Regions from separate parts of the Homo sapiens genome. Here region 1 is linked to region 2. A link is an interaction called in ENCODE POLR2A ChIA-PET data of the cell type or tissue named here. Cell type or tissue: Panc1. All regions are shown on one strand. Links, peaks and the distances in the headings refer to the core of each region. The heading gives the core; the rest is flanking DNA.

Region 1 (4,341 bases), core at 342-4,341, 88 kb before region 2:
TGAATAAATGTGTGGTACATCCATGCAATGGAAAACGATGAAAAGGGATGAACTACTGCTATGCATAACAATGTGCTTCATTTCAAAAACACACGGAGCAAAAGAAGCACCAAAGAGTACATATGGCACGATTTTACTTACATAAAATTCTAGAGAACACAAAATAAAATAATGTCCACAAGTAGACTGTGGCTGTAGGATGTAGGAGGTTGATTGCAAAGGAGTGTAAGTCATGGTGCTGGTAAATTGGTTCCCAAAAAAAGAAAGAAAGAAAAAGCCTGGATTTGTGGTACTTACTGTTTTCTGTGGTGTAAATACTCCCACCATGACCAACTTTGAGCTACTAATACGATGTTACTAATGTAGATTTGGGAAGAGATGTACATATTTGGCTCTCCTGAGCTGGTACTAGCTAGCTCCAGCACATTACCACAGAAAGGAACAAAGGTGATCCGATGGTCAGTATCTTGACTGTGGTAGTGGTAGCACAGGTTTATACATCTGTCAAAACTTACCAAACTGTACTCTTAAAATTGGTGCACTTTCTGCATGTAAATTATATTTCAAAAACAGTTATGTTTCAAATAAATATCAGCAACAACCCATATGCCCAATAACAAGGGACTGGTTACATTAGTTTATTGTTTATCCTCTTGATAGACTAGGATGCAGCCATTCAAACTTAGAAAATTTCAGCAACACAGCAACATGCTTTGCTATACTGTATCATGTTTTGTGGCAGAATAGGAAATTTTATTTATTTATTTTTATTTTTTATTTTTTTTGAGATGGAGTTTCACTCTTGTTGCCCAGGCTGGAAGCAATGGCGCAATCTTGGGTCACCACAACCTCCACCTCCCAGGTTCAAGCGATTTTTCTGCCTCAGCCTCCCAAGTAGCTGGGATTACAGGCATGCAACACCATGCCCAGCTAATTTTGTATTTTTAATAGAGTCGGGGTTTTTCCATGTTGGTCAGGATGGTCTTGAATTCCCGACCTCAGGTGATCCACCCGCCTCAGCCTCCCAAAGTGCTAGGATTACAGGCGTGAGCCACTGTGCCTGGCCAGGAAATTTTATTTTTACCATATGTTTGTCTATGCAAATTTTGTGGGCAGATGGATAACATGAGGCTTTTTGAAAGCACTGTCATGAGTTAATTCTTTTCTTTGTATTTAGAAGCAGTATACAGCAAAATGGTTGACAGCCCAGAATCTGTAGCCAGACTACCTGGGCTAGTAGTATTCAGATCCCAGGTGTCACTTCTCTCAGCTGGGTGACCTTAAGCAACTAACCTAAACTCTTTGAGCCTTAGTTTCCTTTTTCGTTTTTTGTCTTTTTTTTGAGAGGGAGTCTCGTTCTGTCGCCCAGGCTGGAGTGCAGTGGCGCGATCTTGGCTCACTGCAACCTCCACCTCCTTGGTTCAAGCAATTCTCCTGCCTCAGCCTCCCGAGTAGCTGGGATTACAGGTGTCCACCACCATGCCCGGCTAATTTTTTTGTATTTTCTCGTAGAGACGGGGTTTCATCGTCTTGGCCAGGCTGGTCTTGAACTCCTGACCTCATGATCCACCCGCCTCGCCGCCTCGGCCTCCCAAAGTGCTGGGATTACAGGCATGAGCCACCGCACCTGGCCAAGCCTTAGTTTCTTGACTGTAAAAAAGGCACAATAGGAGTACCTATTTTGGAGGGTTGCTGGGAGGATTAAATGAGTTACTATATGTAAAGAGCCTTGAACAATACAAAGAGTAAGTGTTTTAAAAACATCAGGCTGGGTGCAGTGGCTCATACCTATAATACTAGCACTTTGGGAGGTGGGAGGTTCACTTAAGCCCAGGAGTTTGAGACCAGCCCGGGCAACATGACAAAACCCCATTTCTACAAAAAATACCCCCCAACACACCCCAAAAATTAGCCAGGTGTGGTGGCACACACCTGTAGTCCCAGCTACTGAGGAGGCTGAGGTGGGAGGATCACTTAAGCGGGAAGTTCAAGGCTACAGTGGGATCACATCACTGCACTCCAGCCTGGGTGACAGAGCAAGATGCTGTCTCAAAAAAAAAAAAAAAAAAAAAAAAAGGGCCGTGTGCAGTGGCTCACGCCTGTAATCCCAGCACTTTGGGAGGCCGAGGCAGGTGGATCACCTGAGGTCAGGAGTTCGAGACCAGCCTGACCAACATGGAGAAACCGCGTCTCTACTAAAAACACAAAAAAATTAGCTGGGCATGGTGGCACATGCCTGTAATCTCAGCTACTCGGGAGGCTGAGGCAGAAGAACCGCTTGAACGCAGGAGGCGGAGGTTGCGGTGAGCCAAGATCGTGCCATTGCACTCCAGCCCGGGAAACAAGAGCGAAAGTCGGTCTCAAAAAAAAAAAAAAAAGCTATTATTTTCATGAAGCAATGATATTGTTTGGACAATAAAAATGCTTACTATGTGCTAGGCAGGAAACACAGGAATTTATATGACATGGCTTCTAACCTTGAGGAGCTATAAATGTGGTTCTCAATTGTGGGGAGGATTTAGCAGGGATTCACTCCCTTCCTAGGAGTTATTCTGTAACATCTGGAGACATTTTTGATTGTCCCACCATGACTTGGTGGGAGACGAGCCAGTGGAACTTAGTAGGCAGGGGCCAGAAATGCTGCTAAACATTCTGAAATGAACAGGACAGCTTCCCCAAAGGTAATTATGTGAGGGCAGGCACAGTGGCTCATGCCTATAATCCCAGCACTTTGGGAAACCGAAGCGGGTGGATCACTTGAGGCCAGGAGTTCGATACAAGCCTGGGCAACACAGCAAAACCCCGTCTCTACAAAAAATACAAAAATTAGCCATGTGTGGTGGTGCATGCCTGTAATCCCAGCTACTCAGGAGGTTACCCAGCTACTGGGAGGCAGAGGTCACAGTGAGCCAAGATCACGCCATGGCACTCCAGTCTGAACAAGAGTGAGACTCTGCTCTCTGCCACCACCGCCCCCCAACACCCACAAAAAAAAGAATTATGTTGTCCAAAATAATCAAGGTTGAGAAACCCTGAGTCATAGTCTAACTCAGGACAAAAGATACATGCATACATACAAATTGTACAAGGCAGACAATCAAAATAGAGCATTATGCAATTATACATATAAAAAAAAAAACAGAAAAGATAGAATAGCCCTGGGCCAGAGTACAGGATTCCCTGTGACACCTGGCCAGGAAGACAGGCCTCAGTGAACTTCCAGTTTTGGGACCCAGTGGACATACTTCAACGATTTGCAACTTTTAGCTTATTCTATCAGTAGGTACCTTTTTTAAAGGTTAAGTCAAAGTTAAAAGGCTTCACTTCTGCATTGCACTACCAGTGTGAAAATGTACTGGGGCCAGTTCACATATGTTTAATTCATATTATCTTTTCAATGCAACTTGATAAAGAGTTGAGTCAATTTAAAATTCTTAAAAGGGCGGAGCAAGGTGGCTCATGTCTATAATCCCAGCATCTTGGGAGGCAGAGGCAGGAGGATCACTTGAGTCCAGGAGTTTAAGACCTGTCTGGGCAACATAGGGAGACCCTGTCTCTACAAAAAAATGAACAAAATTAGCCAGGTGCAGTGGCTCACACCTGTAGTCCCAGCTTTTTGGGAGGCTAAGGGAGGAGGACTGTTTGAGCCCGGGAGGTTGAGGCTGCAGTGAGCCAAGATCATGCCATTGCATTTCAGCCTGGGCAACAGAGCAAGATCCAGTCTCAATAAATAAATAAATAAATAAAATCATTAAAAGTACATTTTTTGGAGTCAACAAGAAATGATACATAGGAATATTTTGGTTTCCATTTAAAATAGAACCATTTTGGGGAAAATATGCCAATATTTTAATGGTGGATATAATTTGAGGTTGCAGGTGGTTTCTGCGGAATTCCTTTTCAAAATTCCTACAGTGAGGAACATATATTTCTTTGATAATCTGAGAAAGAAGAAAGCATCTGGGCGCAGTAACTCACGCCTGTAATCTCAGCACTTAGGAGGCTGAGTCAGGTGGACTGCTTGAGCTCAGGAGTTCAAGACAGCCTGGACAACATGGTGAGACCATGTCTCTACAAAAATTAGCTGGGTGTGGTGGCATGTGCCTGTAGTCCCAGCTTGAATAGCGGTGGTGGAGGCTGCAGTGAGCCAAGATTGCGCCACTGTACTCCGGCTTGGGTCAGTGTAAGACCCTGTCTAAAAAAAAGCCTGATGTAATCCATACATAGTTCAAGGAAATGCAACTTGAAGTCTCGGTGTAATCCTCCCCATCCTACTAAACCATGTGGCCACCAACTCCTCCCACTTGGGAAACACTGCAAAGTGGCACCACCACCCATTCT
Region 2 (4,391 bases), core at 130-4,129:
GCATCCCTCAACCTTCACATGACAGACCCAGTCAGTCCTGGCAGAGGTCTGATAGCTCCATTTACTGACAAAAAAAACCCAGAGAGGTTAAGATACTTTAATAGGTAGCACAGCCAGTAAGGGTTGGGATTGAGGTTCCAACCCAGCCACCCAACTAAGTCTCCCCACCCCATTTCTCTCTGCCCCAGCTCCAGCACCCCCAGGCCTCTCTGCCTCTGCAGACTTTCCTCCCATTGGCCCATCTCTGTCTGTCTCCTTTCTTTCATGCCCCTCTCGCAGGCCCAGCCTGAGACTTTCCCACTGAGTCACGATCTGGGTCCCTGACTTTGTGGTCCCTGTCCCTCTCTGGGTCTAAATCTTTCTTTCAGAAATGCACCCTAAGCCTCTCACTTTGCTCTCTCTTTCTTTTCACGCCTTCTCCCCAACTCGCTGCCCCCTCTCTTTTACTATCTACCCTCTCACAGCCTCTAAGGCTCTGCCCAGCAGGGTGGAGGGTGGAAATCCTGGGTCCTGGTGCCATGCCATGCTCCACTAACAGTTTCCAGTAGGCTGGGCGTGGTGGCTGATGCCTGTAATCCCAACACTTTGGGAGGCTGAGGCGGGCAGATCACGAGGTCAGGAGATCGAGACCAGCCTGGCCAACATGGTGAAACCCCATCTCTACTAAAAATACAAAAAATTAGCCGGTCGTGGTGGCATGTGCCTCTAGTCCCACCCACCACGGGAGGCTGAGGCAGGAGAATTGCTTGAACCCGGGAGGTGGAGGTTGCAGTGAGCTGAGATCGCACCACTGCACTCCAGCCTGGGTGACAGAGCAAGTGACTCTGTCTCAAAAAACAAAACAAAACAAAACAAAACAAAAAAACAGTTTCCAGTAATAGCCGCTCCTCCCCAGCTGCCCCACCAAACCCATCCAAGAGCCTTCCAGGTGCCTAGGGAGCTCAGCACTCCATACGTTTTCAGGAGAGGACCCAGGTGGCTGGTAGACTCTGGGGTGAGGAATCATCTGGTCCTAGAGCATCAATAAGGAAATCTCAATGCCTGCAGCCACCCTCCTCAGGCATGAAACCTCCTCCACCGCCCTCAGTGTGCATACCCAGCAAGCTCAAGGCACACTGACTCGCAGGATGGGACTTGGAGATGGGACAGCAAAATGGGAGGGAGCCTGAGAGTGGGGTGCATGGACTCCCTGAAGTCCAACGCATCACCTGGAGTCCTTAAACATACAGATTCTAGAGACCCGCCACAGGCCTGGGCCTCAGAATCTCTAGAAGCAAGTCCCAGAAATCCACATCGTTGTGGCTTCCTGGCATAGTCTGCAGCCCACAGGTGAAGCAAGTGCTGTGTGACCTTCGGGGAGCCTCTCTCATTTTGAGTCTTCATGGGAAACAGTTTGAAAGGAAGCCCTGAACGTTTGCAGAGGACAACAGCGTGGAGAGAACCAGTGTCTAGGCTGTGGGATTAGGCATGATTTTCTTTTCTGTTTTCTAAACCTTTTCTTTTCTTTTTCTTTTTGTTTCTTTGAGACCGAGTCTCCCTCTGTCACTCAGGCTGGAGTGCAGTGGCACAGTCTCAGCTCACTGCAACCTCCTCCTCCTGGGGTCAAGTGATTCTCTTGCCTCAGCCTCCTGAGTAGCTGGGATTACAGGGGCCAGCCACCACACCTGCTAATTTTTATTTTTGTTTTTGTTTTTGTTTTGAGATGGAGTCTTGCTCTGTCTCCCGGGCTGGAGTGCAGCGGCACGATCTCGGCTCACTGCAACCTCTGCCTCCTGGGTTCAAGTGATTCTCCTGCCTCAGCCTCCTGAGTAGCTGGGATTACAGGCGCCCATCATGCCCAGCTAATTTTTGTGTTTTTAGTAGAGATGGGGTTTTGTCATGTTGGCCAGGGTAGTCTAGAACTTCTGGCCTCAAGTGATTTGCTGGCCTTGGCATCCCAAAGTGTTGGGATTACAGGCATGAGCCACCACGCCCGGCCTGTTTTCTAAACCTTTTCCAGTGTTAGTATGATTCTTCCTCATTCTTGTGGGAAGAGCACTGGCCTGGGAGTCAAGAGACCTGGGTTCTAGCTTCAGCTCTGCCACAAATGCACTGTGTGAGTTTGGTGTCTTATTCCATTTTGCATAGTTACCATCCACCGTGTCTCATAAAATGTGATGCTGGTTGGAGGCCATGTCTCTCTCATTCCTGGACACTTATCTTGTGTTTCTTCACTCCGGTCTCACCAGGACCAGCCTCATAATGCTCCCTGTATTGATGGGATAGAGAGGGCTGGGAGGAGCAGCCATGGGGAAGTGAGGGGATCCCAGGGGGCCTCATCTCCTCACTCCTCTTCTCCCACCTTTCCAGCCCCAGGGCCCGGGAGGAGGGTGAGGTGGCAGCTGGAGGAGAAGGTGTCACTGCCAGGGCCCTTATTCTCACCCAAGCTGGCAGAGGGGCGGGACTGGCAGCAGTGACACCAGGGCCACTCAGCCCCCGCTTTTCACAAGCACTTTCTTTTTTGGGTGGAAGAAATTGGAGAGAGGGGGTGAGAAATCGGGGATTGAGGAACCAGGCTGTAAGACCCTATAACAGCCTGTCAGGTTCTAGAGAGACCACCCCCAGCCTTCCTCTTCCTCCAGAGGCATGGCCCCAGGGCCACCTGATTCTGAGATTCATAATTCCACCTGCCCCAGAAAGCTGGGTGGGAGCTCATGTCATCCTGTTCAGAGGCAAGGGGATGAATCACTTGACCTGAGGATTAATGTGGAAAAGAGGAGGGGGAGAGAGAGGGAGGAGCAAGACTCCATTTGATCTTCAACAGCCAAGCACTGAGCAAAAATGTCCCCCAAAGGGGTGTCAGCATTCAACAGTCTCACATCTCCTAGGGAATCAGTCATTCAGGAGGGTCTTACTGAAAGCTCTCATGTTTCCCCAAAAGTAGTGAAGGATCCCAAGGTCACCCTCTCTTCCAAGCAATGCTGCCCCACTTTGAACATCAGGCAGAAACTTCCCTGTTCCTTAAGGTACGGAGAAATGGTGGGTAAGGTGTTGGGGAGGAGGCCAGTCCTGTGTTTCTGGTACTGTCATGTATCCGGTCTCCAACCTCAAAAGATGTGCTGATTCTCTCTCCCCCAAGCCTCCCTGGGTCATGCCCACCTCCTGGAGTCCCCAGCTTTGCCTTTGCCTGCCAACTTGCCTCTTGGTTCAGCTCTATTTGGGAGCAGAGAGTCCCCATAGGCCCCTAAGGGTGAAGCCCTGTCAGGCTGGGACAGAAATGTAGAGCTGGGGCCAGTTCCCAGGGGAGAACTGGGGAGGACTGGGGTGAAGGTAGAGAGAGGAGAAGTTAAACTTTAACATGACAAAAATATTAAAGTATTTTTCAAAGTACTCTTAAAAATGTAAATCTTTATCTATATACTGATATGCAAAATATTCCATGACACCTTGTGGAGTGAAAAAAAAGTACACATTATAAAGCAGCATGTGTAGTGTTTATATAAATTATATATTTGTGCATGTGTGCAAAAGACAGAGACAGAGAGTATATAAGGAGTGAGGTCTCAGAGGGTGTTCACTGAAATGTTAATCCTGTTTGGCTTTAGGGGGTGGAATTTGGGGTGATTTATACAGTCTTGTTTTTACTTTTCTGTGCTGCTTAAATTTCCTATATAAGTATGTTTCATCTTTATACACAGGAAAACTCCCAATGATGCTATTTTCAATTGGGGGGGGGGAAACGGATAGTTTTCATCATAAAAGGAGTCTAATACATTAGTTAACATAAAAGGAAAATGGAGAAAGAAAAGCCTCCATCGTCCTATCTCCGAGGCAGCCCTTCAGAGCATGTGGTGGGTTTCCTTCCTGTCAGCCGGCTCTGAATCTGTTCAAAGCAGCTTTTCCATCCAGGTATAATAATAGATTGGAAAGTGCTGCACACGTACACCCTCTCATGTAAGGCTTGCAGCCCCCCTGAAAAGTAGATCTGTTTATTTCCCCCAGTCTATGGATGAGGCACGTGAGGTTGACTTTCAGGCAAGGAAAATGACTTGCCTGGGTCACATATACCTGGCAGGCAGAGCCAGACCTGGGACTCTCAGCACTGGCAGCCCAATGCTACTTCCAGTGCCCATGACTGCCATGCAGGGTAGGGGAGCTTTTGTGGGCCCTGCCAGGCCCAGCTCAGGGCCCTGCAAACCCCTGGCTGCTGCTGATGCAGTGCGCTTTAAGGAACATTTCCTGTTGTCCATCAGGTTCCAGGTCTGCCCCCAGGGCTAGAGCTACAAGATGCAGCCAACTCAGCACATGTGGACCTCTGGTGGGGAGAAAGAGGGCAACCCGAAAGGTCACTTAGCACAGAGTCTGGGCACACAGTAGGTATCAATAAAGATCGATTGAATGTTCATGGTCAA

What was found. ChIA-PET counts read pairs that join two places held together with the same protein. Peaks named below come from ENCODE experiments on the same cell type or tissue, not always from the same donor. Only the 100,000 strongest peaks of a DNase experiment are listed, where the experiment ranks them.
Region 1: POLR2A ChIA-PET joins it to region 2 with 7 read pairs; 16 of 35 experiments call an interaction of 5 or more read pairs at or near these places.

Annotation. Positions count from the first base shown.
Region 1 is chr17:47,640,293-47,644,633 of GRCh38, forward strand. The region is part of intron 1 of KPNB1-DT (KPNB1 divergent transcript); the gene reads right to left. Among named protein-coding and RNA genes, the nearest start is that of KPNB1-DT, 7.0 kb to the right of the region's middle. In Panc1, for the core only: no CTCF peak of the experiment used is centred there; no DNase peak of the experiment used is centred there.
Region 2 is chr17:47,728,443-47,732,833 of GRCh38, forward strand. No RefSeq gene overlaps it. Among named protein-coding and RNA genes, the nearest start is that of TBX21, 2.6 kb to the right of the region's middle. RefSeq lists a promoter at 2,802-4,391. In Panc1, for the core only: no CTCF peak of the experiment used is centred there; no DNase peak of the experiment used is centred there; H3K27me3 peaks cover 810 bases.